4 separate regions of the Homo sapiens genome follow, and all the other regions are linked to region 3. A link is a loop called in an ENCODE intact Hi-C map of the cell type or tissue named here. Cell type or tissue: Calu3. All regions are shown on one strand.

Region 1 (8,000 bases), 1.8 Mb after region 3:
CCATTAATGAGGGATCCACCCTCATGTTCCAATCACCTCCCACCAGGCCCCACTTCCAACACTGGGAATCACATTTCAACATGAGATTTTCAGGGGACAAACATCCAAACTATATCATTCCACCCCTGGCCCCCCACTCCCAAATCGCATGTCCTTCTCATATTGCAAAATACAATCATCCCTACTCAATAGTTCTCCAAAGTCTTAATTCATTCCAGCATCAACTCAATCAAAAGCCCTAAGTCCCAAGTGCAAAGACTCATCTGCAGATGAGTTCTTTCCACCTATGAGCCCGTGAAATCAAATACATGTTATTTGCACCCAAGATACAATGGTTACACATATATTGGGTAAACATTACTATTCCAAAAGGGAAAATTGGCCAAAAATGGGCTACAGGCACCATGCAAGTCTGAAATCCAGCGAGGAAGTCATTAAATCTTAATGCTTAAACATAATCTTGTGTGACTCCATGTCTCATGCTGATGCTAAGGGTAGGCTCCCAAAGCCTTGGACAGCTCCTCCCCTATGGCTTCCCTGGGTACAGCTTACACAGCTGCTCTCACTGTTTGCAGTTTTCAGTGCCTGCAGTTTTTCCAGGTTCAGGGTGCAAGCTGCTGATGGAGTTATCATTCTGGGGTCTGGAGGGCTGTTGCTCCTTCCCAGAGCTCCATGAGGCAGTGTCCTGGTGGAGACTCTGTGTGGGGGCTCCAGCCCCACATTTCTTGTCAGCACTGCCCTAGTAGAGTATCTCCGTGGGGGCTCTGTCCCTGTGGCAGGCTTCTGCCTGGGCACCCAGGGTTTTCCATACATCCTCTGAAATTTAGGTAGAAGCCGCCAAGCCTCCTTCATGTTTGCATTCTGAGTATCTGCCGACTTAACACATGGAAGTTACCAACGCTTATGGCTTCTGCCCCCGCAAGGCTGTGGCCTGAGCTGTACCTTGTCTGCTTTGAGCCAAGGCTGGAGCCAGAGCAGCCAGGATGCAGGGAACAGTGTCCTGAGGGTGCCCAGGAAAGTAGGGTCCTGGACCTGGCCCCCTAAACCATTCTTTCCCCCAAGGTTTCTGGGTCTAATTCTGCGCATAGGTTGTTAGAAGCAGCCACACCATTTCTTGAATGCTTTGCTGCTTAGGAATTTATTCTGCTATTCAGTATGTGCTCTGTGAATCAGAAGCACTAACTAATTTGGGAGTTTGTTAGAAATGCAGAATCTCAGGTTCCACTCCAGACTTACTAAATCAGAGTTTGCAATTTAACAAGTTATTTTCATGTGCTCATTAAAGTGTGAAAAACACTGGTGAAAAGAACCACATGCAAAACACGATAAGTATTAAATGGACATATGTTTGCAGAAATGAAAGAAAAAGAGGCAAAGCCAAAAGGCTAACTTTGACTGAGCCAGGCAGTATACTAGAATCTTTCACATAACTCACACATCTATCTCTTAACCCCACAAGTGAATATGTTATTAAAGAGATATCATTTTTCTCATTTTTGAGAGGAGAAGACTGAGGCTGAAAAAGATTCAGAGTTTTGGCCTAGGTTACACAGTTAATAAAAAGGAGAGCCACAGACTAGGGAAACATATTTGTAAAACACATATCCAGTAAAGAATGTGTATCTAAAATATACAAAGAAACTTAAAACTCAACAACAAGAAAACAAAACAAACCACCTAATCAAAAAATGGGGCCAGGCTTGGTGGCTCACGCCTGTAATCCCAGCACTTTGGGAGACCAAGGTGGGTGAAGCACCTGAGGTCAGAAGTTCGAGACCAGTCTGACCAACCATGGCCAACATGGTGAAACCCCGTGTTTACTAAAAATACAAAAATTAGCAGGACATGGTAGTACATGCCTGTAATCCCAGCTACTTGGGAAGCTGAGGCAGGAAAGTCGCTCGAACCCAAGAGGTGGACATTGCAGTGAGCCCTGAGATATGCCACCACTGCACTAGAGCCTGGGTGACAGAGCCAGAGTCTTTCTAAAAAAAAAAAAAAAAAAAAAAAAAGAAAACAGAAAACTGGGCCAAAGATCAACAAACAAGGTAAACCCAACAAATAACACATAAAAAGATGCTCAGCATGATATTTCATTAAGGAATTGCAAATTAAAACAAAAATGAGCCAGCATTACACACCTAATCGAATGGCCAAAACCCAGAATACAATAACACCAAGTACTGAAGAGGATGTGTAGCAACAGAAACTCTCATTTATTGCTGATGAGAATGAATAACGAATAATGGTATGCCGTGTTAGAAAACACAGTCTCTGCAAAAGTAAACATAGTCCTATCATATAGTCTAGCAATCATGCTCCTAGGTATTTACCCCAGTGAGTTGAATACTTATGTGCACACACAAAAAAACTTACATTCATACAGATGTTTATAAAAGGTTTATTTATAATTCCCAAAACTTAGAAGCAACCAAAATATTCTATAGTAGGTAAAGGAATGAACTTTGGTACACCCAGGCAAGGGAATATTATTCAGCAACAAAAATAAATGAGCTATCAAGCCATGGGAAGACATGAAAGAAACTTAAACATCCATTACCATATGAAAGAAGCCAGTCTGAAAGAGCCACATACTGATTCCAACTATACGACATTCTGCAAAAGGCAAAACTATAGAGACAGTAAAAAGATCAATGGTCACCAGAGTTCGGGGGGAGAAAGGGCTGGATGAATAGATAGATCCCAGGATAAGCTTAGGGAAGTAAAACTCCTAATGATACTGTAATGGTCCAATACATGGCATTATACATGTGTTGAAACTCAACTGTACAGCATGAAGAGGGAACCCTAATATCAACTATGGACAAGTGAACCATATTAATGCAAAATGTTAATAATAGTAGAAACTGTGGGGGTGAAAAAGGAATGTATGGGAATTCTCTACTTTCTGCACAATTTGCACAATTTTATCTGTAAATCTAATTTTTTAAAATAAAGCCTATTACAGAAAAATCAGAGGCAAAGTTAGAATTTGAACCCACGTCTATCTGATATGAAATAATACTCCAGGAAGGTGCCAAAAGGGCACTCAAACTTCAGCAATATGGGAGTAAGCTTCCTTTAGGTGGGAGATGGTGAAAAAAGTGAGTGGTTCCATCTTAATCTTAAAGTTGCTCCCTTTCATAAAACAAATTCCCTCTGCAGTAACAGTGATGTAAATACTGAGTGAGCACCCATGAATTAAATCCCAAAGAGCAATAAAGAAACTAATTTCATGCAGATCCTTCCAGAAAATAGAAAATACTTCTCAACTCATGTTATGAGGACAGCATTCCTCTGATTCCCAAATCAAAAACATTGTGAGACAAAAAAAGAAAAAAATCTTATGATTCAAGTGTGTGTGGCCTTTCCTATTTTTCTCTACAAATTCTCAGATACAGCTCAGAAAGACTATCTGACTTGGATTCATGTGTGAATTTCCGACAAAATGAATTCAATTACCAACAAAGAAGCGAGGAGAAACAGCAGTGATGACAAAACTGATAACACCTGTTAGACCTCAATTTATAAGCGCAATAGAATATGTGAATAATATAAACCTTCTGTACCTTCTCACCAAAAGTCAACATCGTTAAAATGCACACCTCCCTGCTAGCTTGCTGTAAGGACATTATGAAGACATCTCTGTGGTTGAGCTCTGTAAGTCTGATCAATGACGCCAACACCTGTTTAATTTTGGAGCTGGTGCTGTTGTTTCTAAATATTTTATTCTAATTCCAGTTGTTTATGAAAAAATTAAGGTAGAAGTTAATGGCAAGTATTTACTTTTCCATAAATTTGGAATCTTCAAAAAACTCTAACCCATAAGATATAAATCTTTATGATACCATATTAGTTACTCAATCATAGTAATAATTTCTTTTAATTTCTCTTCCTGGGTTATCTAAAATGAATCTTTTTTTTTTCACTCTACTGCATTCAAAGGGAATTTGACTCCCAGTTTAAGACTTGATGGTAGCCTATACAGACTCCAAGCTGAAAGCTGTCCCAAGCCTTCGGCTTAAACTCATATCCTTAGCAAACTCCTCCCCGCTGATTTTTCTGACTTAACTAGGATGATTTCTACTGCAGCTCCCCAAATGAATCTTCCGGTCTTTCTGAAAGTCTGCTGCTGATCCTTGTGACAATATTTGCATTTTTCTTCATTTAGCACATTAATTGTCAACCAAACACCAGGCAATGTGCTCAGCCCTGCCCATCTGCCATCATGATGTAATTTCTTTCCCATCTACCTTCACCCAGGTCAGTGACACCAGTTCCCCTTTGTCCCAAGCTCTATAGCTGCAGAACTGGAACCTCTCCACTCTGCAAAGTAGGTTAGAGCCCCCTTTGCTCAGTGTCTGACACTGAGGACCACTCTCACAATTACCCGCATCCCTGAGGCCCACCAAGACCCATTCTAGGCCAATAGTTAGTATTCAATGAATACTAACCTGAAGCCTGGAGATTCGTTGAGCTCCTACTTATTTCAGTTGCGGAGCTCACTGGAATATTGCAGCCCTGGGTGAATATGCTGCTTGGTCGTAATCTAGAATGTACTTAGCCCTATGAGTGGAGATAAATGTCTGAGGCTTTCAGTGATCATTCTGCCTTCTAGCACCCTCTAGCACAATCTAAAGGACCAATAGCCAGTACAGGGAGGCCCAAGTCCAGGGTAAGTCATTTACATGGAAGACCATAGGAGTGTTCTCCAAGTTCCTGAACACAGCAGCAGCAGTGAGTGGTGCCAAAGACTTGTTCTAGTGTTGCTGTCAAAGGCAATGGCATAGTAGTGCCCTCTAGTGGCAACTGAACTGTGTCCCATAGGCTGTGACGTGAACTCAGCCTGGAGAATCCCTTTTTCTCCTCTGAAAGTGAGATGGTGTAAATAATCTGATGCCTGAGTCATAGGTACCTTGTCAAGAACAAGTGCTCCCCTTAATGAGACTCATGCTGGAGTCTTTCAGAGTGCATGAGGTCTCTTCTTTCTCTGCAAAGGCCCCTACTGCCCTTTTATTTATTTTTAAACAGCTCTCTTGAGATACAATTTATATACCATAAAAATTCACCCAATTTACATGAACAACTCGGTATATTTTTTCAGTATATTTACAGGGTTCTGCAACCATTATCACAATCTCGTTTTAGAACAGTTCCATCACCCCAAAAAAGAAACCCTGTGCCCACGTGCAGTCCCTCTCCGTTCCTATCCCCAGCCCTCAGCAACTGCTAATCTACTTTCTGTCTCTGAATATTTGCCTGTTCTAGACGTTTCATATAAATGGAATCACACAAGCTGTGGTCTTTCGTGTCTGGCTGCTTTCACTTAGCAGAATGTTTTTGAAGTTCAGACATATTGTGGCCTGCATCAGTATTTCATTCCTTTTTGTGGCTGAACAGTGTTCCATTGTATGGATATACTATATTTCATTTTTGAGATCAAGTCTCACTTTGTCACCCAGGCTGGAGTGCAGTGGTGCAATCTTGGCTTACTGAAGCCTCCGCCTCCTGGGTTCAAGCAATTCTCCTGCCTCATCCCCCCAAGTAGCTGGGATTACAGGTGTGCGCCACCATGCTTGGCTAATTTTTGTATTTTTAGTAGATATAAGGTTTCACCATGCTGGCCAGGCTGGTTCCGAACTCCTGGCCTCAGGTGATCCACCTGCCTTGGCCTCCCAAAGTGTTGGGATTACAGGCATGAGCTGCCGCACCCTGCCGGATATACTACATTTCATTTATTCATTTGTCCTCTCATGCTCTTTGGGAATAAAAGTATTTATGAGCTGAGGCTTCAATGCAGTCACCACCTGTGACTTTCAGGTTGATTCTGAAAAGTTCCAAAACTTGACTTTCAGAAAATTGAAAATCTTCATTTTGTCCTTTTGTAGTAAGATAATAAGGGTATAAGAGCTTTCCAGACTCACTGTTGTGAAAAGTGGTGATGCCATTTAGCCTCTGCAATATCCCTGTTCCACTACAGTACTTGATAGACAGTACATCCCATGTCCTGTTGCAGCTCAGGGTTGTGTGTTACCTTGAAAAATCCTGATGCAGTAATTCTAGAATTTCCCACATATTTTAATACATAACAGAATTTATATTATTCATTTTCATATTTTAACCCCCCTAATAGTCCTAAAACCTAACATAATTGACCATAAGTAATGGAGAATTTTGTATAATCCCTAAAAGCTTCCATAGAACTAAGATGGTTAAGAACTTAGTTCTGTCTTCAGCCCTATACCACCACATTCTCATAAAGCCCTATCTTGCATCTTCAAGACAGGCCTCTTACCCAGCATTATAATTTTTTTGTATCCAAGCAAGATCCCAGTTTCCTTGAGAGAGAATACCTACCTTAATTCTTAATACTGTAGTCCCCTAACAATATTGACTACCTGGCCAGTGATGCTAAAATTTTCTGGCTATGGTGGGAATAGAAAATGCGGTGTATTCAAAAGACACAATAGAACCAACTCTCAGTCATAATTCCACCAGGAACATTTATTCTAAAACCTTCGAAGCTTATGTGAAACAAATGACTATACTTTGCAAGAAAATATTTATTGAAAGTTCAAAAACTGGAAAATAGTTTTTTTTTTTTTTTTTTTTTTGAGATGAAGTCTTGCTCTGTCGCCCAGGCTGGAGTGCAGTGGCGTGATCTCGGCTCACTGCAAGCTCCGCCTCCTGGGTTCACGCCATTCTTCTGCCTCAGCCTCCCGAGTAGCTGGGACTACAGGCGCCCACCACCACGCCCGGCTAATTTTGTTTTTGTATTTTTAGTAGAGATGGAGTTTCACTGTGTTAGCCAGGATGGTGCGATCTCCTGACCTTGTGATCCGCCCGCCTCGGTCCCCCAAAGTGCTAGGATTACAGGCGTGAGCCACCATGCCCAGCCAAATAGTTCTTTTCTACTATTGCTATAGCAGCAGTTTGGATCTGAAGCCAAAATATCAAACACCCATACTTGGCTTTTTTCAGAATTCTGAGATTCTCTAGTGTCAAACGAGTAAAGTGGGCTCTAAGAAACAATATTTGAGTGGTTGATGTTTCAGGGTTTTTTTTTTTTTTTTTCATTTTCTAAGGACTGTGTTAAAACAGGAAACTGCCCTTCCAAAACAAGGTTAAGAGTGGCACTGCCATTCATCATGGAGCTAGCTAACACTCTGTTGTAGCTGTGTAATGCAGTGTAGGTGACACGCTTAAAATTAAGTTCAGTTGCCTTAACTGGAAAGCGAGGGGGAAAATGTCTGTTTCTGTCATTTTTCCTAGAACTGATGAGAAGAAAGATTGATGAGTACAGTTTTAGGATAGCAAGAGACAGAGATTTCAGACACTGGGTTTTACTCTCAAGTCAAATAAGGCTGGGATGGATGACATTGCTTAAACTCTCACTGTATCTCAGTGAACAGCTTGGGCGCTATAATGGAAAACTGCAGGGCAGCCCAGGTGGTACGGATGTTTCTTATGAGGGCAATAGCTATGACTAAAAATCTAATAGCAATCAAAAGTGAATCCCGAGGGGCAAATTCCCTTCCTTCAATGTTGCTGAACAATAGCAGCAGCACTTTTGATGCTTGAGAGCTGATGAATGACCAAGGTTGCTGCAGTGTTGTATAACTTTTCAAAGCCATTTCTGACATCAGAAAAATTGAGACATGTGGTAAGCAAGCCTAAAAATGGCAAAGGCTCTAAAATAGACTCTAAAAAAATAATGAGAAACTGAGCAGCTGAAGCATAATCTAATACTTAAAGAATAGTGAGTCTGCTATCATCATCCAGCTTTGCAAGGCTCTGCAAAAATCTTAACCCTACTTCCCTACCTCTTAAATGCATACCTCTTTCTCCTCTTCCCATCACCTCTACCTCCAAAACCAAAAAATAGGGTTATAGGGGTCAACCTGCATTCATAAACGGCCAACTTGTTGCATACTGAGTTTCCTAATGTGATTTAATTAAAAATCTGATTTAATTAAATCGTGAATATACATAAATCTACA
Region 2 (8,000 bases), 720 kb before region 3:
ACTGGGCTCAAATCAGCTGTCAGGTGGTAAAAAATAATTTCGAATTCATAGGGTTGCTTTGAAAAATAACAAGATATTATATTTATAGCACTTGGAATGATTCTGGGCATATAATAAAGCTCAATAAATATTAACTAGTTATTGTGATCATTTATCCTTCCAATCTACCAGGTGGCCTAAAATTTTCACTATTAGAAAATGGCCTTTTGAAGTTTGGCAGTGTCTCTCTAAAAGCCACTACTTAAAGATGCTGTTTGGGAAAAGAAGGTCCTATCGGTACCTACTAGCGTCAGTATAATTACACATTTGGCTTCTGCTAGCATGTTATGAATAATGTGCAACTTGGTGATCGGTTCAATTGAAAAAGGTCTCATAGGAGTGGGGCTCTAAAAAGAGACCATGAGCTGGGATTTTGCGGCAGGGGTTGTGAAAGGCTAGCTGCTTTGAGGTTTGTCTTGCAGGAAAGCCTTGAAGGAAGGGGTGTACAGCAAGGGAAACACATTTAATTTCAATGTCAAATTTGGTTCTAATCCCAGGGCTACCATTTACTAATTGATCTTTGACAGACAAATCACTATTTCAGAACCTTAGTTTCTTTATCTGCAACAATGGAACTAATTGAACATATCTCAAAAAGTAGGTCTCAAGATTAAATGAGTTGACATTTGAATGCTCTTAATAAATGCCTGGCATGTCCTTGGTGTTCAATAACTGTTGGAGCCCAAAGCTTAAAGTAGGCTTCTGTTTCCTGTTTTCCATCATATCATCTTGGTTATGTCCTTTATAACACTGTTTATAATCTGAAATTGTTTTGTGCAATTATTTGTTTACTTGCCTTGCAAGACTTAATATTGCTCCCTTGCTCCACAAAATATACCCTTGTGATTCTATATTGCGCTGCAGCCACAGCCCTCTAGGCCAACTGTTTCCCTCAGGCCCTAAAGCAGATCTCCCCAAAAAGAGCAGATTTGGTCATCCATTCGTCCTATAACCTGTTTTAGTTTTAGTCCAGCTATAATACCATTTTTAAAAGACATCATCTTGCTGATATTAAGAACAGTCCTCCCACCTCACCTTCTTTTCTCTTCTAATACCATTTGTCACTGTTGACCTCTGCCTGCTCCTTGAATGCATTTCTTCTCCTACCTACTATGGTGTGATGTGCAGCTCCCCTGTGCTTCTCCTGATTCTACCTACAGTGCTGATTTAAAGCCTCCTTGCCCTCCCCACCTCTCTTTATCCTCTTATTCTGGGTTATTGTCTTCATAGCATTTACTGCTATTTGAAATGCTCTCATTTCTTCATTTGTTTGCATGTTTATAGATGTCTTCTTATCTGGCTTGGGGAGGGCACAGAAAGTTCTGTTTTGCTCATCACTGCATTATTCAGTGACTGCAACACCGCCTTGTATGTTCCATAGTTCATTATATCTAAAACTCTTTCTGTGATAAGATGCACTATTTTTTGGCACAACAAAAAGGAAAAAAAAGCTTCCAGTTAAACTATGAGATACTACTTTTTTATTAGTTATAATTTTTATTTTGTGTTTATTTAAATAACATTTTGAGAATCATTGGACATGACGTTTTGCATATATGACTCTTTTACAAATGTGAAAAGGAAAATGTAAGCAAAATAAATTAACAAAGATGGCCGGGCCTGGTGGTTCACGTCTGTAATCCCATACTTTGGGGGGCCTAGGCAGGTGGATCACCTTAGGTCGCAAGTTCGAGATCAGCCTGGCCAACATGGTGAAACCATGTCTCTACCAAAAATATAAAAATTAGCCGGGCATGGTGGTGGGCGACTGTAATCCCATCTACTTGGGAGGCTGAGGCAGGAGAATCACTTGAACCTGGGAGAGAGGTTGCAATGAGCTGAGATTGTGCCAAGATACTCCAGCCTGGGCGACAAGAGCAAAACTCCATCTCATAATTAATTAATTAATTAACAAAGATACTATTTCTTCTTCCCATACAGAATCCAGCTCTCCAAACTCACTCCTTGACTCAGAGACATCAATGTGTTTTTCCACACCCTGTCATCTTTTATGCCACTATCAGCACTGGTGACACTGCATTTTTTTAGAGAGTGCTGCTATTGTCTCCCAATACTTTATTATAAGCTGTTGACACTCAGTTTAAATTTTGATAGTGGTGCTTTTTTGATCTTACTAGAAAGTATCAATGAAAGCTTTTCCAGACAACAAACAGGACTTGTTTTTCTTCCCCAAATTGTCCTTAAATAGATTTGGGACTGAAATATCAAGGGTGTCAGTGTCCCATAAGCCATCAGAAATGACAAGCAGATCGCACATACCCACGCAATGACAACTATGTATGCATTTCTGCTGTTGCCTGGCTGACAGAGATTATAACATACCACAGGTTGTGAGGTGCATTAGAGATGTTTTTATTTTTATTTTTATTTTGGAGACAGAGTTTTCCTTTGTCGCCCAGGCTGGAGTGCAGTGGCGCCATCTTGGCTCATTGCCACCTCCGCCTTCCAGGTTCAAGCAATTCTCCTGCCTCAGCCTCCCAAATAACGGGTATTACAGGTGCCCACCACAACGCCTGGCTAATTTTTTTTTTTTTTGCACTTTTAATAGAGACGGGGTTTCACTGTGTTGGCCAGGCTGGTCTCTAACTCCTGACCTCAGGTGATCTGCCCAACTCGGCCTCCCAAAGTGCTGGGATTACAGGCGTGAGCCACCACACCTGGCTGCATTAAAGATGTTAAAAATATGGAGGAAAAAATTACATCTTACAGTAGTTGAGATTCTCTAGTATATTCTTTGCAGATATTTACTAAATGAATTAATATATAAACAGAACCAGTGTTACTGCTGTGTAAGCCAACTAAAGTCTAAAATAAATTACCTAAGACAGAAATCCCATGCATTAAGCAATTCTTTGTTTCATTTTTTATTATTGGCTTATCAAGTTTGGGCAATTATTTCATCTACTTAAATTCTAGAATCAGTAATGAATTCTTGTTGATTATAATTCAATCTAGAGCAAGTTTTAAAATTTGGAATATACTTTTTCACTTCTATTTATCATTCATTGTTTCTTAGAAGCTGACTGCAGCATACTTTAAATTATCTGCTTTAAAAAGATAAGTATTACACAGGTTTTTCAATGGGGTGCCCTGGATTTCTTGTGTTTGAAAAATAGAAAACATTTTATACAGGTAGTTTTTTTAACCATGAGAGGGCAGCCTTGTTTAACTTATCGAATTCTCCCAAAGGCCTAGCTGGGCAGCCACATTCTACAGAATGATTCATTGGAGGGGGAGGAGGGCTCCAGGAACCCCAGCCAGCTGTTTTCAGGGTGTTTTATTTGCTGAAGGCTAGTTGCTCTGCTGGGAAGCACATTGATGCTGCTCACTGTTTTTACTCCCTGAGGGTCTTACATTGGCAGTGAAACCTGGTATTACTTATTTAGCAGGCAGATGGGGGGTCCAGGGAAATGAGTTGCTTGGGAAGGTTGACATGTATCAGAAATTAGGTGGCTGCAGGAGGGGATGCTTTCACAAAGGCCATGTCTGGGATTTGAATCTCTGATAACACATACATACCTATAGTTATGCAAACTTTGTGTGTGTGTGTGTGTGTGTTTGTGTGTGAGGTTTATTTATTTATTTATTTGAGACGGAGTCTTGTTCTGTCACCCAGGCTGAAGTGCAGTGGCATAGTCTTGGCTCACTACAACCTCTGCCTCTGGGTTCTAGAGATTCTCCTGCCTCAGCCTCCCAAGTAGCTGGGATTACAGGCATACACCACCACACCCAGCTAATTTTTTTTTTTTTGTACTTTTAGTAGAGACAGGGTTTCACCATGTTTGCCAGGCTGCTCTCAAACTCCTGACCTCCAGTGATCCGCCCACCTGGGCCTCCCAAAGTGTTGGGATTACAGGCATGAGCCACCACACCTGGCCCCAACTTTGAACTATTGTTGGAGACCGTTTGGAGAGGCAAAACCATTAAGAAAGGGGAGAGGTTGAAGGTGGGTCTAACGAGGATGGATGTCACGATCAATCAGCTTAAATCATCAAGGAGATGAAAGGGGATAGTGACTTATATTTTACATGCTTATTAGCTCATTTATTCCTTCCTTCCTTTATCACACATTATTGAATTTTATACAGAGGTACAACATGGACTTCTAAGCCAGTGAGGGAAACTTCCTAGTAAGCAGATCATTGCAGTTCAGTCTAAGTGTTAAACAAAAATATGGACACAGTATCATGGGAGTACAAACCAGGAACTAACTTTGCATGGAGGATTGAGTCCTGGATTAAAGATCTGGGCAGCATAGGGTTAGACCCAGGCCTGTTAGTGTAGGCCTGAGAACAAATAATGTGATGACCAAATAGTGTAATGACCAATGCAACGTAGGGGAAGAGAGCTCTGGTCAGTCTGAAACTCACGTATTCTGTGCCTCACTCTTTTATAGAGACAACTTTTACTTTTCAGTGCTAGCCCATCTCTGTAGTGGTGAGAGCAGTTACAAAGGTGTCCTAGTGTCTTTTACAGTTATAAGTCCTTCTATGTTAGCTTTACCAACTGAGCAATGAGAACATATGACAGCATGCACTCATTCATTCCACAAACACATAATGAAGTCCCCAAATGCGCCAGTCACGATGCTAGGAATTAGTGTATATGAACAAGCTAAAATCCAATCTCTGCATCCCAAGTGCTCAGTGCTCACAATCAAGTAAGGAAGAAATTATAAACCAGTGGACAAAGTTAATTCTTCATGCAGATGGGCAGAAAATTTACTTTTCCTCAAGTCCTTGAGCCTAGTAGTCACACAATGTTTCCTCATTAAGCTTCTTAATTATAAAAAGATCAGGATGAGCTTCAAAAGTAGTAGGGATGAAAGTGGTAGAAATCATAGTATTTTCTATTAGTCTTAGCCCCAAGTTATAAAGTGAATGTCCTACCAACCATGTTCCTTACAAAAACATAGGAACAACAATAGCATTGGTTGCATTCCAGGGCTAAATAGGAATGCAAAACAGGTCATGTACAGTTTTGATATTGCTAAATCAGGGGTTTGCATCGTGATTAGAGTTGCATTCTGATTCATGTTAAAAAAAAAGTTATTAAAGATAGTATAGAATCAGTTTCACTTTTAAATGAATTAATTTATATCTTCATTTAAAATCATATATAAGTATATACTTGTATATACTTTTCATGTAAAATCATACATATATAAGTATATACTTGTATGTGTACATGTTTATTTAGTGTATGGCGTGTATATGGACCAAAGAAGACCAACCTGCAGCTTCCCTGAGATCTTTGGCCTCAGAATATCTGCTATACTCCTGAGCCCTTCCTAAGAAAACCCATTTACAGTTCCTTTCCGGTGCACTTTCTTACACTGAACGCTTATCCGTATTCTCAATCAGGAATCAGCAAATATTGTCTGTAAGAGGCCAGGTAGTAAATATTTTAAGCTCTGCTGGCATCTAGTCAACTCTGTCTGCCATTGTAGCACAAAAGCAGTCATGGACGATATATAAACTAATGAATGTACAAACATAGATGGCAGGTCAGGTTTGCCCTGCAGGTCATACTTGGAAAATCCCTGTGCTGAATCATTCGACCCCAGCATTTTGGCTGATTCGATTAGGAGGGGGCATCCAAAGTAAGGGTGACAAATCTGTTAGCCAGTCCCAATATGTTGGCCTGGCAGGGACCTTGTATGAGATCTTTGTAATAACTGGTGTCTCTAGATAGGCAGACAGATGGACAGACAGAGCAATTGTTAGTGGGATCAGCTGCATCAGGAGCCAAGAGTAATCAGAAGCTATCAGTAAAGTAAAATGAAAATATTTTAAAAAGATAACCAACTAGAGGGTGGGGTAGTTAGTTAATAGGATCGAGACTAGAGAATTGGAGAAAATTCACATTGGTGGGGGTTGTGGGTCTTGGGAATTGTGTGTCCTAAAATAATCTTACCATGATTAATCTGCATTCCACCTTCAGTCTAGCCATCGCTGGGTTCCTGGAGGAGTTATGTTTTTCCTATTTCCACATGTAGCCTCACAGCTGATTTTCCATTGCTAGAGGTAACCTCGATGAATATCTATTTCTGACAACTCCGAAGAGCCTAGGTGACATTCTCTTCTTTCTGTAGGTTGGGAACCAGAGGTGTGTGTCAAATATTTATCAGCAAATATTGGCTACGTTGGGAGATTTCTCCATCATTTGTTTTATACTTTCTGCCTAGTCGCTGAATGGATTGAGTAAGCCTAAGTCATTTTTTTTCTTGAAAATGCACAGCCAGTTTCTCTGGGGGCATTTGACGAGGAGGAAGCATGGATGTGTACCCACCTCAGGCCTGACAGTCACTGCTCAGTGAGGCATCAGGGCCCCATATGGTGAAAACTGTTCCATGACAAGTCTGGTTTATTGCAGTTGTTGCTTCTATTGAAAATCTTGAGGAAAAACTTTTCATGTTTCTCACCTGAGTGCAGTGAAGGTTTCTGGACTGCCTGGGAAAAGGTTTAAAGGAAGGTTACATTATTAATCAATACGCTTTTATGCCCAGTTATCTCTGACCAGAGATGAGTCCTTCACATTGCTCTTAACAGTTCCTGGAACTTAATTCAACCCTTGTCATCTCTGACAGTGTTTTATGGCCTCCTGCTCTGGCTGCCAATCTTAAGACAACTTCGATTTTGGAAGAAATTTCCATTCTCTTCTTCCACCATACAAGAAAAAAGGTACAATTTTGTAGCTATTCAGGGTAGAAGGACGTTTTATCATTGAAGGAGTGAATTCTTGGATGTGTTAATATATCTCCTTTCATAGGTATGTTGAAGGACATTTTACTTCTGGCTCATTCTTATTTTTTTTATTTTTTATTTTTATTTTTTGAGATGGTGTCTCGCTCTGTCACCCAGGCTGGAGTGCAGTGGTACAATCTCGGCTCACTGCAACCTCTGCCTCCGAGGTTGAAGCGATTCTCCTGCCTCAGCCTCCTGAGTAGCTGGGATTGCAGGCTGTGTCAACATGCCCAGCTAAGTTTTAGTAGAGATGGGGTTTCACCATGTCTGCCAGGCTGGTCTTGAACTCCTGACCTCAGGTGATCCACCCGCCTCAGCCTCCCAAAGTGCTGGGATTACAGGTGGGAGCCACTGCACCTGGCCTCATTATTAAAAAAACAAACAAACAACAACAACAACAGAAAACAGTTAATTGCCAAACGTTGCATAAAACATGGCACCTTGCTTTCAGAAACCGTTTTTTATAAATCTGGATGTACATTAAAGTTCATATGGACCCCCTAGGTATAACCTCTTGAGAACAAGAGAAAATAGACATCACTACCATTATCTTTCTGTTAGAGGCCAATCAGCATTAATAACATACCTGGCATTTGCACACTTGCCATGTGCTAGTCACTGAGGCACAGAGTATTGATAACTTGCCCAAGGTCTCACAGTAAGAAGCAGATACATGTGCAGCACTATCCTGCTTTCATGACATTATGTCCATAAGCTTAGGCTCCAGAAAACTTAAAGGAAGTCTTCATCCACAGAGCATGGAGATCTGAAGGGAAAACCTAGGTGTGAGCAATGAGATATTTCATCTCTCTAAAATTTCCTTTTTTCTGTAAATAGAAGAAATAAGCTCCCCTGAGGATTATATTTCAAGTAAAGAGTCAAGCAGTCACTGCGATGTATTGCTACCCACTGTGTGGCTGCCCTCTATTAGGCACTTTCACAATGAGTTTACAGATCAGAAACAGGCAGTTCAGGGGCCAGCTGATGAGAGATGGACAGAGGCCTGCCTGGGGTATACACTTGTTTTACATGAAGCTTGTCTTTTCTTTATACAGAGCTGTGCTCCATGCTGCTTACATGGCTGTTTCATGTCCTAATTAATTTTGGGGCTCTCTGTTGGATTTTAATTACAGATCTATTAATCCATGGGAAGAGTTGACAGATGCTGTAGGTTGGTCATAGCAAATTACTAGG
Region 3 (8,000 bases):
CATTCTTTTCCTTCATGAGCACTTGAGATGCAATTCAAAGTCTAGGTAAAATTAATGAATGAAACCATGAAATATTAAACATTTAGACAAGCAAGTTAAGACATCTGGGAAATAGTGTATAGTCTGCTTTAAATTTTACTCAGATCTCTAAATCTATCATGTCCCAACTTTCCTCTTGACTTTTCCCTGGACTTAAGCTCCCCTCGTTAACCAATATACCTAATATTACTTAGGTATATTTGTAACAAACTTTCCCAGAAAGGATCCAAAGAAAACCACCATCTCATCATTTGCTCAACTTAGAAGACTAGTATGTCTCCTTTTTTCCACTCATCAATTTATTTTGCTTGCATTCAAAATTTTGCTTACATCAAAATATAAGATATGTTTTTAATTCTTCTACCTTTCTCCATCTGTGCTTCCACCAGTTAGTCTCAATCACATGCCTGGACTCCTGGACTAGTCTCCTAATGATTCTTACCACTTCCATTCTTGTTCTGTTCTAATCTCTTCCTCACATAATTGTCAGAATAATATTTTTTAAAATCATAAAATGGATGGTTTTAATGCCCTACTTGAAACCCTTTAGGAGCTTCCACTTATGTTCAGGCAAACAACCAGACTTTCAGTTCTGCAAATCTTCAGCAGTCTTCCCTGCCCTCAAATGTATTCTTTCCTTCCTTTGGAACACTTTCATTCTCACTGTTTGCTTGATTGATTCCTTGGCTTCTTTCAGATCTTATGTTAATTTTTAACCCTTTAGGGACTCCTCCGATTGTCCTATCATAGAAGATTGCTTGTTCATGGATTTCATGACAATATGTATTGCTTAACTCTTCTATTAGCCTGAATCTCTGAAGGCAGAAAGAGATTGTTTGGTTCACTGTAGATATACAGCACCTAGTAGTACAGTGTCTGCCAGTATAGGTATTTATTCAAATGGTTATTTGATAGTTATTTCTTGAGAATAGTCAGGATATTTACAATTGCAATTTGGGAGTGTGAGGTATTGAGGAGTGATTGACGCAAATTTGGCCATCACTTGCATACAGGTGATTGATGGTTGAGATTACGAAAGTGGATGAGATTTTCAAAGAAGATAAGAAATGTTGAGAAATAATTTAGAATGCTTTGGGTAACTTAAGAGTAAGTTATCTAACCACTTTGTCTTTCTGTTTTTTTTTTTTTTTGTCTCTAACATATGTATATTATGGCCTCTATGTATGTATGGTGTCATGTCTCTAATGTATACATAATATTAGTACCTTAGGTGACTAAGGCACCTTCATAGGAGCTGGCACGTTAAGTACTCTCAGAGGACCTGACATATAGTAGGGTCTCAATAAACATCATTTTCTTGTCCTTTCTCATTCTAAACTACTACACTCCCATGAAACATAAAATAAACAAATATAAGATCTCATGTATGTTATTTAAAAATAATAAAATCTCCTTCAACAAACTTTCAACAAGCACTAATTTATCATATTTTATGAATATCAGGTTTGATGCCAACTGCTGAGAGTATTTTTAAAAAGGAGTTTATGGTTTGAAGGAGCATACAGACTTTGGAGAGAAATAAAATGGGTGATTAAAATGTAGTAAGCACAGAGATAAGGGTGCAAAATGAACACACAGAAAAGTGGTTTGCTCTTTTTAAGAACTTGGATATTTCAGTGGGATTCAGCGTGGTCTTGGCAAGTTCTTGAATCTCTCCTTAGGCTTTTACTAGGATGCCACATGGCACAATTTGCTTAACTCCTCTGAAAATCATTCCTCACCTGTAGAGTAAAGATAAGAATCACATCTTTCAAGGTTGTTGTTAGGTGTCACATAGATTAAGGTAAATGACTTGATATATTCTAAAATGCTTTAAGTGAGGATCTACCATGGTGAGTCAAAGGGAATCTGAAATAAAGCAACTGCAGTTGGTAAAGGACTTATCAAATAGTGTCAGCTGAACAGGAATTACAGAACTCTCCCCACCTACCCATATTACCTACGGTTCCCACCATCTTGAGAATACTTAGTTATAAATAAAATCATAGTTTTCATGAACTGAAACTCTTAATTAAATAGAATCTTTAGGCATGCTACTCTTTAGAGGATAAAGAAAGTGATAAGAAAGCAAACTGATAACAGGGAACCAGTAAGAAAAATAACTCCAGGCTATGTCTTGGAGATAGTAGACATTTCAGATCAATCTTTCCTATCTTTTTTACTTACTTTCTATGCTGCACACGGAGAGCATATTTAGAATGATGAACCGTAGGCAACATAAAAGCATCATCAAAGAACATTTCTTTCATGTTCATTATACATACTCTATAGCAAAGGCTGGAAAATGGGTGGCTATATTTAGCACAGACTTCTGAACAACATAGTCTAGAAAAATACTATACTAATCAATTTTTAGCTAAAAACTTTAATTTATCATCCACTCAATATTAAAGGTAAAAGTTTGTAACAGAGGTTAATTTTAAACAGCTTGGAAAAGAAAAAGAATCTGCATCACTTGATTCCAAATTAGACCTCCTGTGGTTTTAATGCAAGCAGGTTTTAAAAACATATTCATTTTAATATTAACAAAATATTATCATTTACATAAATTACTATTTAAGTATAATTTCTGGGTAAAATTGTTACAGTGAATATCCTTGACAAATGAATGATACAGCAATCTTGAAGCAATAGGTAACTTTCTTTTGAAAATCTGACTAATGTCACTGGAATTTCTTGGCTATCTCTTGTATTTTCACATGTCAATTACATAATAATGTTCACTGAATATTTTTTCTTCTTATTTCATGCTTCCTACCTTTTTAAAAATATATATAATAATGCTCTTTACCATTACCAAGTGTAGTTTGAAAGTTTTTGTGAAAGATATCTATTTAGGGCAAAAGGAACCCTAAATTTGACAACTTTCTAATTGAATTAATATTAAGTGAATTTATATTTTGTGGAAACATGGCAGCAAAATTCAGCCAGTTATTCCAGCAGGTGGCTCCCTAGCACTGCCTGCTGATTTATGACTTTGTGTTTAAAGGATTGTCAGCATAAGCAACGAAAATTCAAATGTAGAATTTTAAATGTGGATGAGTTCTCCTGCCTTTCAGATTCTAATGAACTGCAGCCCAATGCCAGTTTGCCACATGGTTTCACTGTTGCTACAGTCTCTTCATTTGAGAAGCAAATGACACAAAGAAGTTTGCTAACAAATTCAACAAAATTGTAACTAAATAGTTACCTTTGTAATCATTTAATAGGACTTAATTGACGATAGATGTTGCAAAAATAGGGATAATAAATGGCCTGGGAATTGTATACCTCCTGGTTGTTTATTCCCGGAGCAAAAGATTCTCTCAGCAGTGTGCATTGTTATGAATCATTTAAGAGGAAAAGAGAAGTGATGGAACCAAGATTAGAGACTGCATGTTACCACTGATGAATGCTTTTTTGTCTCTGCCCTAATCCCTTAATAAAGAAATTTATAGCTAATATAATGCATTTGTACTTTGATAATTTCCTCATTATTTCCTTAGAGACAATGTTGCAGAATAGAAAGAGTCAGAAGGGCAAAGATAAGAATTTCATTTCAGGTCTAGCAATTATTAACTATATAACCTGGGGCAACCTACTGAACTTGGTTTTTTATTTGCAATTGGAGTTCTCCAGATGGCAAATATTCATCTAGAGAATTGTTGGAAAAATTAGAGACAAGTTCTGTAAAATTCTTGGAATACATTAGATTCTCAACACATTATACTTATTATTTTCATAAGCAATCATATTTAATCCTTACCAAAATCCCATTTTTTCTGCAATGTATTGTTATTTCAACTAGCTTTAAAATGTGCAGAGCCAAACATTAATTCTGTTTACTGATGACAAAAAAAAAAAATCACATGGTTTAAAAGAGTCTGTTCTAAAAACACAACTAGTTTTTCTATGGTCCATTATTATGTTACTGTCAAGCAGAAATCAGCAAATCTGGAGATAAATACTGGGTTGACTACTGTATTTTCAATCTAAGAAATTGTTTCTTTTTTCATCTCAATAGTTGCAAGCAATCACAGGGATATTTAAGAAAATAAATTTTAGCTTTGGGGGGACAAAGAAATTAACACAAACAATTGCTCAGATTGACAAGTTTTTAGAACTACCATTTTTTAAATTTGCTACCATTTTATTGAAGGCAGCAACAGTCATTGTTGAGACAATTCAGGCATGAACTACATAGGAAAGTTCAGCCTCAACATTATAACGGTTTAGGTAGAAAGTTTTATGTTATGAATTTTCCCTTAAATAGTAATTTTTTGATAAATAAATATAACCAGATGTAAGTCAGCAACTACTTTTAAAAAATTTTTATATTCATGTGTATGAAGAGCATTTTCTTAATCACCTTTCTGGCAACTAAAGTATTTTAATTTCTATTTTTTCCTCTTTAATTTTTTCACTTTACAAAATTATTTTTTAACTAAAAAGTTTAAAATTAGAAAATGTGGCTGTGCACGGTGGCTCACGCCTGTAATGCCAGCACTTTGGGAGGCCGAGGTGGGCGGATCACGAGGTCAAGAGATCAAGACCATCCTGGTAAACGTGGTGAAACCCCATCTCTATTAAAAATACACAGATTAGCTGGGTGTGGTGGCATGCACCTGTAGTCCCAGCTACTCTGGAGGCTGAGGCAGCAGAATCGCTTGAACCCTGGAGGTGGAGGTTGCAGTGAGCCGAGATTGCACCACTGCACTCCAGCTTGGTGACAAAGTGAGACTCTGTCTCAAAAATAAAATAAAATGAATAAAAATAAAAAGTAAAATTAGAAAATGAAAGAAAATAGACTTTGGGAAATCAAGAGAACATTTATTTTTCTTTTTAAAAACTTATTATGAAAAATTTCAAACATGCAATACTAGAGAGAAGATAAAAATAAACCTGCATGTACTCTTTATGTCTTCAACACTTATCATTATTTTATCAATCTTCTTTCTTTATTGGTTACGGTTTAATTAAGCCTACTGTATATTTCTTATGTGATAGAGTATTTCAATGTGCAAGTCAACATATGATCAACGATTGTAACACAAATAGAAATCTGTCTTGTGTTCTCAGATTATTTGTACTAAATACCTTGAATTCATTGTGTATCTCCTTCATAGTACTTTGCCTCAAAGCTTAAATTCACCTGGAGGAGATAATCAGACACTGCATTTTTCAATACAATAATCAACCTGTGCCTCATACAATTAATCCTAAGTATGTTTCTCCTTCTAGTATCACATGCTTCTTAGATAAAGTCCTTTTCTAAGTAGAAGGGTTGTATTGTTAATTCAGAATAATATTGTGTATTTTCAGAAAGCAGTATATTTTTCTAGGAAAAATCTCAGAGCCAATAGTCCATACTAGATAAAAGCTGCTTCTTATTCATGAAGCTAATGCTAAATGTATGTGAACAATTTATCTTTTTGCTGCACTTAATAGCAACGAGTTACTTTTATAACTGAATGCTATGTATGGAAACTTTTTTGTCCTGTTACTTAGTACATTAAGGAAAACAAAAAGGAGTTGTTATCCCTTTGTATTGCCAGTGGTGATAACAATATTTCTTATTTATGTTGAGGTGAAGTAGTATAATGGTTACTTTTGGGTTTAATTATGCAGGTTTGCATCTAAGCTCTATTACTTATTTACTATTGTGTTTAAGGTCTTCCATCTTCTGTGTCTCATTTTGACCCTCTGCATATAATAACATACTCATTATTGTACGTATATGTAATATATATTTATATACAGATAAATATTTATATATTATTTATGTATTTTGTTGTTAGGCTAGCTATAAGGTACATACAGTAATGGGTATATCATTATATACAGACAGTCAAAGGAGACACAGAAGACACAGAAGAAATATATATACATATGTGTATATATATATTTGAAATGTGCAAATATATTCTATAGGCCAAACTAATTAATAGCACACCTATTGTAACACTATTTTCTCAATTTACTATACCATGCAAAGTTATCAATACATTCGTCTTATTAATTTTTTATTCATGCAAGAAGTATTTATTTAGCAACTACTATGAGTCAAACAATATTTTAGGGGTTGGAAAATCATAACTTCGATGCAGTGTCAAGGACTTGGGTTTGGATATCATACAGCTTAATGGTAAAATTAGTAGATGTGTAATTTGATGCCAGTGACAACTTTTCTGAGTCTGAGTTTCCTCATGCAAAATATTGACATAATAGTATCCCTTTCAATAGATTCTTGTGAGGATTAAATAAAATAATTTATGAAAAATATTATGATCATAAAAAGCACATAGTGAAGACTCAGTGATGTTGGTTCCCTTTGCTACTTCCTGGCAGCATACGGTCTAACACAGGCCACCTGCTTTTGAGATTGTGACATATTTTCCAGGGAAACAGTTATAGCGTTACAGATAATTAGGATACAATGTGAAAAATATCCCAATAGAGGAATATATATGCAATGTGCTATGGAGAATATAAAGAGATGGATCTGCTCCTTCTTGAAAGAATCAGAAGAGATATACCAAACAAATATTTCAAGTAAAGGATATGGAAGGTTATCTGTTATTTTGAGTTGCCATTATTACACTTTGTACTTAAGCCTATTGTAGCACCTGCCCATACTATGTGGTGTTTTTCTTAATACACTTATCTGCTTTTTGTCTGTTCAATTCCTTAAGTTACTAAGTATGGCTATTTGTTTTAATATTTCTAGCACCTGGCATAGTACATGGCACATAGCATATACTGTCAAATATTTTGTTATAGCGATAACTATCCCAAAACACAAAGGTCAGAAGATATAGGTTATGTTCAGGAAACAGTGATAGTATTCTTAGCCAAATAGTAAGAGTAGAGGCCAAACTTGGAAAGGTCATGAATGCCATACTAAGAATTTAAAATCAGTCTTGCAGGTATTGACTAGCCATTGACAATTCTTAACTGGGGAGGGCTAAAGCTTTATTAAGCAAAGAAAGTAGAAAATACAATTCTCCATTTTATTAAATTATTACTTTATTAAATTTAAGAATATATGGGATCAATTTACAAAGCTCTGCTTTTTTTTCTTTTAACAACTCACTGTTAAAGTGCCTAAATTGTATTTAGTTGTTTTACTTTGCATCAAAATCTAGGGTGGCTGGCTTGGACAAAATTATTTGTATACAAATATAATATTGTTTTTTTATACGGGACAAGCATAACTGATGCAGGAGCACAGATTCAAATTGGAATCTAATTAGAAGGCAAGGAGTAAAAACCAAAATGCACATTTGCAATTATATCCAAAGTGTACTTTAATTACAATCTTTGCTCACATCAGACTACAGTCATGATAATTTGGTCCCTGTACCCTAGATTCATTGGATATTCTCAGGGTGCAGGTAACTAATGAAACTAAAAAACACCTGTGAAAGATCTAGCAGTCTTTTTGAGTCCAGATGAGAATTTTAGGAACATGTATTTCTGCTTGTTTCTTAAAGAGCAAAAAGTTGGCAAAATTCCCCTTTTCTAGGAGAAATTGTATTTTTTATTCTATTGTGGCAGATTGAATGCTGATGTATATATAGCGATTGTTCTCATTTTGGTAGTATTAATACTATCTTTGGAACTGTTCAGTATCTCTGATATTTTTAAACATCTATGCATTCACAGTGAATAGGACAGTTTTATAGACATTAGTGTCCATAATGAGAAAAAGTCACATATTAAACTGAATATGTTTGTTTATTTATAACCAGATCAGTTACAGAGAACTTGGCCAGGCGCGATGGCTCATGTCTGTAACCTCAGTACTTTGGGAGGCTGAGGCGGGCAGATCATTTGAGGTCAGGAGTGGGAGGCCAGCCTGACCAACATGGTGAAACCCCGCCTCTACGAAAAAAACAAAAAATTAGCTGGGTGTCGTGGTGCATGCCCGTAATCTCAGCCACTCAGGAGGCTGAGGCAGG
Region 4 (8,000 bases), 1.1 Mb after region 3:
CACTAAATCTTTCCGCTAAACCAAACTGCTTATTAAGTAAAACTGGCGTATATGGATTTGGAATAGATACAGCTAACTCTTGGTAAACAGACACCTTAATGTACATTTTCCCAAAGCATCATAGTCTTTGGTCCTCTACTCCAAGTCTGCTCTGTAGATAAATTTAATGTTTTCTTTGCTTGCAACAATGGGAAAGTTTTTGTCATTCCATTTTATTCTTTCAGAACTTTTAGAAATTATGATCCCACCTCCTTAAACTATATTTTCACCAAGTGCTTTTTAATTTCACTGCTCTCTGACAATATTTTCTACCATGCATCTTTCTTGGCTAATTTCTACTTCTCTTTTGTTCACTTATTCTTCCTCTCTGTCCAGTATATTGTGGTATAAATCTAATCTAACTTGTATGGGAGTGAGGCTTCTCTTGAATGGGAGATCATTCACTTATGACTGATGATGGTGTGTCAGGAAGGATATTCAGGCTGATGTGCTGTGACCTTCCTTTGATTATCCAGGGCTACTTCTATAATAATTCCACCAAGTCATGCCAGAATGTACTGCAGATACAGGCATTTAATCTCCAGCACCATGTCTCTATCCTATGTTGAACAGAAATTCCCCATTTCAGTTAATTGCCTGTAAAGGCCATGGTGGCATTTGATGAGAACATCCATAGTCACTGTCACAGTATAGTACTGCAGATAATGTTTTTTTCTTCCCTTTAAATCCTTCTGGAAACTGAAGAAAGATGAACTTGAACTTACTGGGGCAGTGGCTGAACAAAATATATTTTCTTGAATAGTTTCATATAGAAATATACCATTTTTGTATGATTGCTCAGATTTTACTAGCTATAGATTATGAGGTGAGGTAGCTTTTATATAGTGAAAGAAAACCAATCTTCAAATAAAAAGACCAAGGACTCAAGTTTTGGTTAAGTCATTTGTATACATTTATAAAACTCCTTGAATTGAAGTTTATTCACCTATAAAACTGTTCTGGAAATTATATTCACCCAATATTCAATGAGTATCTACTATTAACCAGACCCAGTGTTAATGCTGATAATAAAGCAAGAAAAGATTTTCAATAAAGGGCCCTGCTTTTAGAGTAAAATAGGCAATAAACAAAAAGTATTTCTAGAACATGTGGTGGAATCACTCCTCTGAAGAAAAATAAAATGAGTTATAGAGTGGATAGTTAGTGCTACGTGGAGTGGTGAGGAATGCGCTCATATAGAGTATTAAGAACCTCTTTGCTGCAGTCACATTTAACAGTATGTTAGTTTCCTACTGGTGCTGTAACAAATTAACACAAAATGTATAGCTTTAGAAAACACAAGTGCATTATTTTCCAGTTTCTCAGATGATCAGAAGTTCCAAAACGGTCAGCAGGTTCTAGGGGAAAATCCGCTTCCTTATCTTTTCTACCTTCTAAAGGCCACCTGCATCCCTTTGCTTGCAGACCCAACCTTCATTTTCCAAAGCCAACAATGGCATCTTGCAGTCTCCCTATCGGTCTGCTTCAGTAGTCACATAGCCTTATGTGACTTTCCTGTCTCCCTCTAATAAGAACCTTGTCATTACCACTGAGCTTACCTTGATAAAAGTGGCAGAGCCACTTTTACCATAGAAATTATATGCAAGTTCTGGGGATTAGTATTGGATATTTCCGTGGGGATGATGGGGGTTATTTATCCTGCCTTAAATGATAACCTAAAAAAATAAGTAAACATACCTAGCAATATCTGGGGAAAAGCATTTCAATCAGACAAAACAATAAAACAGACTTAAAGGTCAGCTCACACTTGAGAACTTGAGCAATAAATAGATACTGGTGCATCTGGAAAAGAACAAGTGAAAAAGAGGTGGGTAAGAGACATGTTTGGTAGGGCAGAGAGGTGGATAGGATGGAAAATAATGTAGGGACTTAGAGAAATTTACTCAGATATATGATATGGTTTTGAACAGAGGAAAGCTGTGTTTCGACATGTTTAACAATGATGTCTTATTTCTTGATGGAAAAATAGAGGGCAAGAGTAGAAATGGGGAGATTAGTTAGAAGGCTGTCGCAATAATCCAGGGAAAAGATGATGGTGGCTTGTATCATTGAGGGATTGTCACAGTGAGGGCGAGATAAAATGTTCACATGCTAAAAATATTTTGAAGATAGAGAACAAAGAGGTGATGATCGATTAGAGATTATAATATAATATAATACTTTACATCATTACTTTACAATGTCAAACTTAAAATTCTGAGCAATGGGAGAGTCATGTGTAATATAATAACTATTGAAGGAAAACTTACATTAATATTTTCAGGACATCTTTTACTTAATTCCTATGAAATAGGTTTACTGAATTCTTACGATTGGCAGAATAGTCTTTAGAACTAAATTTTCTTTTCTGTCAGTGAAGTTGTATGTTTGTCAAGAGTCAGTTTGGGTTTATTCTTACATCTGTGTATATGAGTTTTGTTTAATAAAATGAAATATGAGTGCAAAAGAGAATTATTTTATATATATAATTCAGTGACTTATACAAAAAAGTAACTAAATGAAACTTTTAAAAACGACAATATAAAATACTAAGATACATATTTTAAAGGCTTAGAAATCTATACTTGATTACTTCACAATATTCATTAGATTCCTTTCCCTCTATCAAGAAGGCAAGTGTGCAAATTAAAAAGGATACATTTTGGGTGTGATTTATGCAAGAAGGACAATAGGGAACCCCAAACAGTGGACTCAGACTCAAAGCAAAGATATTAACTCTAGTACAAAAGTTTTGCAAATAAATATGCAATTATATGTTATAAATTAAAATATTTATAGACTTGGTTTTTATCACAGACTCGGTTGATATCCAATCTTGCTAATGTCTAATTTGAGTACTTCCATTCTGCTTTTTCAGTTTATTGAAAAGGAAAGTAATGTTAGTCCAAGAAAGACCTGATAAAAGGTCCAAAATGGCTTTAGCTACATAAAATTTGTATATTTTTATTAAAAATATATACATGCCAGGAAAATTGTTTTTCAAAAAATATCAAAAGTGCTTAGTCCTCTTTATTTAGAAAGATTTACTGAGACATTAGAAAATTCTATCACTCTGTAGTCAAATAGGTAAAGAAACCACAGAGGAAATGCAAATTTATATATATATATATATGAAAATTTCAGCTTCACTGGTAATCAACAAAATGCAAATTAAAACAATAAGATTAAATTTTAACTATGATATCAGCAAAGCCTAGCCAAATTATATTATGGAAATTGATTGCATGTAGATAAAAATAAAACACTGGTAGGGATGCTATGTTTTCTAGCCTTTCCAAAATACTACATAAAATATTCATACCATTTCACATAATGTATCATTTTGTGGAATCTATCTTAAGGGGATATTCATAAACTGACAATAATATTTATGCACTATAATGTTTGTTGCATAATTTTATATAAATAAAAAATGTTGGAAATAATGTGACAGTTCAAAATTAGAATTATTGAATAAATCATATCAAATAAATATGGCTTATTGTCCAGGAATTAAAAATGTAAGATACAAATGATTTTAAGTGAAAAAAGAGAAAATGGAGACAGGGCAGAGCAAGATGACTGAAAAATCCTCCAGTGAGTGCCCACCCACCCCCCACAGGAACACCAAATTGAATAAAAATTCACACAAAAAGCGTCTTCATAAGAACCAAAACTCAGCTTGACTATCAGTTCAGCCACAGTGGGGTAGAGCACCAAGCACGCTCTTGGAGTCCTCAATTCCAGGCTTTGGTTCCTGCATGAAATTTTGTGACCTGCCCTTGGCCAGAAGAGAGTCTACTACCCTTCAGGGAGAGATTCAGGAATGGTAGCATGTACCACAAGCTGACTGAAGAGCCCATGGGCCTTGAGTAAACATTGGTGGTAGCCAACCATTATTTACATTGGGCTAGGGGCTGTAGTGACCATGGGGAGAAACCTCATTGTTTGAATAAATAGGAGATAAGAGTGGGAAGGACTTTGTCTTGTGGCTTTTGTGCCAGTTCTGCTACAGTAGAATAAAGCACCAGGTAGATTCCTAAAGTTCCCAATTCTAGGCCCTGGCTTTTGGATAGTGTCTCTAGACACACTTGGGACCAGAGGAAACTCACCATCCTAAAGGGAAAGACATAAACCTGCCTGGATTTGCCACCTGCTGATTGTAGGCCCCTTGTGCCTTAAGTGAACATAGGTGGTAGCTGGCAGTGTTCACTGTGAGCCTTGGGAGAGACCAAATGATGAGCTGGCTTTAGCTCTGACCCAGAACAACACCAGTGGTGGTGGCCACGGGGGTGCTTGTGTCATCCTTCCCCCACCTCCAGGCAGCTCAGCACAGAGAGAGAGACTTCATTTGTTTGACGGAAAGAAAGGGAAGAGAACAAGACTCTGCCTGATAATCCAGGAAATTCTGGATCTTATCCAAGACCACTTAAGGCAATACGTCTGTGAGTCTGCAAGAGCCACAGCATTACTGGGGTTGGAGTGCCATCTAAAGGTGATACAGTGCCAATGGCCAAAGACTTAGGTCACAACACCTAAGTTCCTTTGAATACATGGAAAGTCTTCCCAAGAAGGATGAGTACAAACAAGCACAGACATTTATAACTACAATAAATACCCAATTCTTCAATACCCAGACACAGAAGAACATCAATAAGTATTAAGACAATCCGGGGAAATACGACCTCTCAAAATGAACTAAATAAGGTATAAGGGACCAATCCTGGAGAAACAGAGATATGTGACTTTTCAGGGAGGTAATTCAAAATAGCTGTTTTGAGGAAGCTCAAAGAAATTTAAGATAACACAAAGAAGAAATTCAGAATTCTATCACACAGTTTTAATAAGGAGATTGAAATAAACAGAATTAAGCAGAAATTCTGGAGCTGAAAATGCTATTGACAAAATGAAGAATGTATCAGAGTCTCTTAGCAGACATGATCGAGTGGAAGAAATAACTAGTGAGTTTGAAGACAGGCTATTTAAATATACAAAGTGAGAGGAGACAAAAAAAGAATTAAAACAATTAAGCACACCTATACAACTAGAGTTGAGTAGTGTTGTGTAATGTTGTATAGTCCTATCAACAACTAGAGTTGTATAGCATTGTATAGTCCTGAAAAAGGGAAATCTAAGTGTTATTGGCCTTTAAGAGGAGCTAGAGATCAGGGTAAAAAAATTATTCAAATGTTATGACAGAGAATTTCCTATACCTAGAGATCGATATCAATATTTAAAGACAAGAAGGTTACAGACCACCAAGCAGATTTAACCCAAGTAAGACCACCTCAAGGAATTTAATAATCACATTCCAAAGATCAAGGATAAAGAAAGGATCCTAAAAGCAGCAAAAGAAAATAAAGGAATAACAGACAAATGAGCTACAATACATCTGGAAGCACACTTCTCAACGGAAACCTTACAGGCCAAGAGAGTGGCATGACATATTTAAAGTCCTGAAGGGGCAAAACCTTTTATCCTAGAATAGTCTATCCAGCAAAAACATGCTTCAAACGTGAAGGTGAGGTATAGATTTTCCCAGATAAACAAAAGCTGAGGGATTTCCTCAACTTCAAATCTGTCCTACAAGAAATGGTATACGGGGTTCTTCAGACTGAAAGAAAAGGACGTTCATATAAAATGAGATATAATATGAAGGTACAAAATTACTGGTAATAGTAAGTACACACAGACAAAAATCCCACAGAATATTATAACATTGTAATTTTGGTGTGTAAATTCTTCATACCTTGAGTAGAAAAACTAGAAGATCAATCTATCAAAAATAATAACTAAAACAACTTTTCAAGATATAGACAGTATAAGACATCAATAGAAACAACAAACAGTTAAAAAGCATTGCAATTAAGTGAAAGTGCAGAATTTTGATTAATTTTCTCTTTGTTTTTGCAGTCACTGTTAAGTTGTTATCCGTTTAAAATAATGAGATAGAAGGTTTTTTTTGGTTGTTTTGTTTTGTTTTGTTTTGTTTGAAACGGAGTTTCACTCTTGTTGCCCAGGCTGGAGTGTAATGGTGCAATCTTGGCTCACCGCAACCTCTGCCTCCCAGGTTCAAGCGATTCTTCTGCCTCAGCCTCCCAAGTAGCTGGGATTACAGGCATGCACCACCATGCCCAGCTAATTTTGTATTTTTAGTACAGACGGGGTTTCTCCACGTTGGTCAGGCTGGTCTCGAACCCCTGACGTCAGGTGATCTGCCCACCTCTGTCTCCCAAAGTGCTGGCATTGAGATATAAGATTTTACTTGTATTATAAGTCTCATGGTAACCTCAGATGAAAAAACCTACAAGAGATACACAAAAAGTAAAACACACACACACACACACACACAATAAATTAAAGCAGACCACCAGAAAAAAATCAACTTCACGAAAAGGAAGACAGAAAGGAGGAGAAGACTACATTATGACCAGAAAACAAATAACAAAATGGCAACAGTAAGTCCTTACTTATCAATAATAAGGCTGAATGTAAATGAACTAAACTCTCCAATCAAAAGACAGAGAGTGGTTGTTGAGTGAATTACAAAAAAAGACTCAATGATCTGTTACCTACAAGAAACACACTTCACCCATAAGGACATATATAGACTGAAAATAAATGGATGCCATGCAAATGGAAACTAATAAAGTGCAGGAGTAGCTATACTTTATTATAGACAAAATAGATTTTAAGACAAAAACCATAAAAAGCAACAAAGAAGGTCATTATATAAAGAGTCAACTCAGTAAGAGGACATAATAATTGTAAACATATATGCACCCAATACTGGACCTCCCAGATATAAAAAGCAAATATTTTTAGTGCTAAAGAGAGAGCTATACTCCAATACAATAATAACTGAGGACTTCTATACTCCACTTTCTGCACTGAACAGGACATTCAGACAGATTGAACCATGAGGAAATCCAAACCCTGAACAGACCACTAGGAAGTAATGAGATTGAAGCTGGAAAAAAAAAAAAAAAAAAAAAAAGCTTCCCAGCAAATAAAACCCGAGGACCCAATGACTTCACTGCTGAACTTTACCAAACATTTAAAGAACAAATATCAATCCTACGCAAACCATTCTGAAACACAGAGATGGAGGATATACTGCGAAACTCATTCTACATGGCCAGTAGATACCAAAACCAGTCAAAGATACATAAAATAAAGAATGCTACAGGCCAATATCCCTGATTAACACTGTTGCAAAAATCCTCAAACCAAACCAACTTCAACAATACTTTAAGAAACCATTCATCTTCACCAAGTAAGGTTTATTCCAGGAATGCAAGTGTGGTTTGACATATGCAAATCAATTAATGTGATACATCATACCAACAGAATGAAGGACAAAATCTTATGATCATTTCAATTTATGTTGAAAAAGCACTGATAACATTCAACATGACTTCATGATGAAATCCCTCAATAAATTGGTTATAGAAGGAACATACCTCAACACAGTTTTCAGGAAAAACTGAAAAGCTGTCCTCTATGATCTGGAGCAAGGATAACTACTTTCAGCACTGTTATTCAACACTGTACTGAAGGTCGTAACTATAGCACTCAGACAAGAGAAATAACTAAAGGACATCCAGATTGGAAATGAAGAAAAATTATCTTTCTTTGTAGATGATAAGATCTTATATTTGGAAAACCCTAAAGTCTTCATGAAAAAACTATTAGAACTGATAAATTCAGTTTATTTGCAGGATACAAAGTCAACATACAAAAATTAGTAGCATTTCTACATGCGAGCAGTGAACAATCTGAAAAAGAAATCAAGAAACTAATTCCATTTACAGTAGCTATGAATAGAATAAAATTACTTACAAATAAACTTAACCAAATAAGTGAAAGATTTCTACAACGAAAACTACAAAATATTGATGCCAGAAATTGAAAAGGATATGACAAATTAAAATATATTTCATGTTCATGAATTGGAAGAA

The links. Hi-C counts contacts between places; a loop is a spot of excess contacts. Peaks named below come from ENCODE experiments on the same cell type or tissue, not always from the same donor. Only the 100,000 strongest peaks of a DNase experiment are listed, where the experiment ranks them.
Region 1: it touches region 3 in a loop (8-fold over the local background); 8 of 110 quality-filtered maps call a loop at or near these places.
Region 2: it touches region 3 in a loop (4-fold over the local background); 7 of 110 quality-filtered maps call a loop at or near these places.
Region 4: it touches region 3 in a loop (25-fold over the local background); 9 of 110 quality-filtered maps call a loop at or near these places.

The regions. Positions count from the first base shown.
Region 1 is chr17:52,380,503-52,388,502 of GRCh38, reverse strand. No RefSeq gene overlaps it. Among named protein-coding and RNA genes, the nearest start is that of LINC01982, 6.0 kb to the left of the region's middle. In Calu3, no CTCF peak of the experiment used is centred here; no DNase peak of the experiment used is centred here.
Region 2 is chr17:54,886,636-54,894,635 of GRCh38, reverse strand. It overlaps LOC124904033 (a long non-coding RNA gene), which reads left to right. Exons shown (of 2, transcript XR_007065854.1): 2 at 1-134. Among named protein-coding and RNA genes, the nearest start is that of TOM1L1, 10 kb to the left of the region's middle. In Calu3, a CTCF peak has its summit at 3,256 (motif pointing right); a DNase peak (open chromatin) is centred at 3,285.
Region 3 is chr17:54,167,883-54,175,882 of GRCh38, reverse strand. No RefSeq gene overlaps it. Among named protein-coding and RNA genes, the nearest start is that of KIF2B, 350 kb to the right of the region's middle. In Calu3, no CTCF peak of the experiment used is centred here; a DNase peak (open chromatin) is centred at 3,012.
Region 4 is chr17:53,029,470-53,037,469 of GRCh38, reverse strand. No RefSeq gene overlaps it. Among named protein-coding and RNA genes, the nearest start is that of LINC02876, 48 kb to the right of the region's middle. In Calu3, no CTCF peak of the experiment used is centred here; no DNase peak of the experiment used is centred here.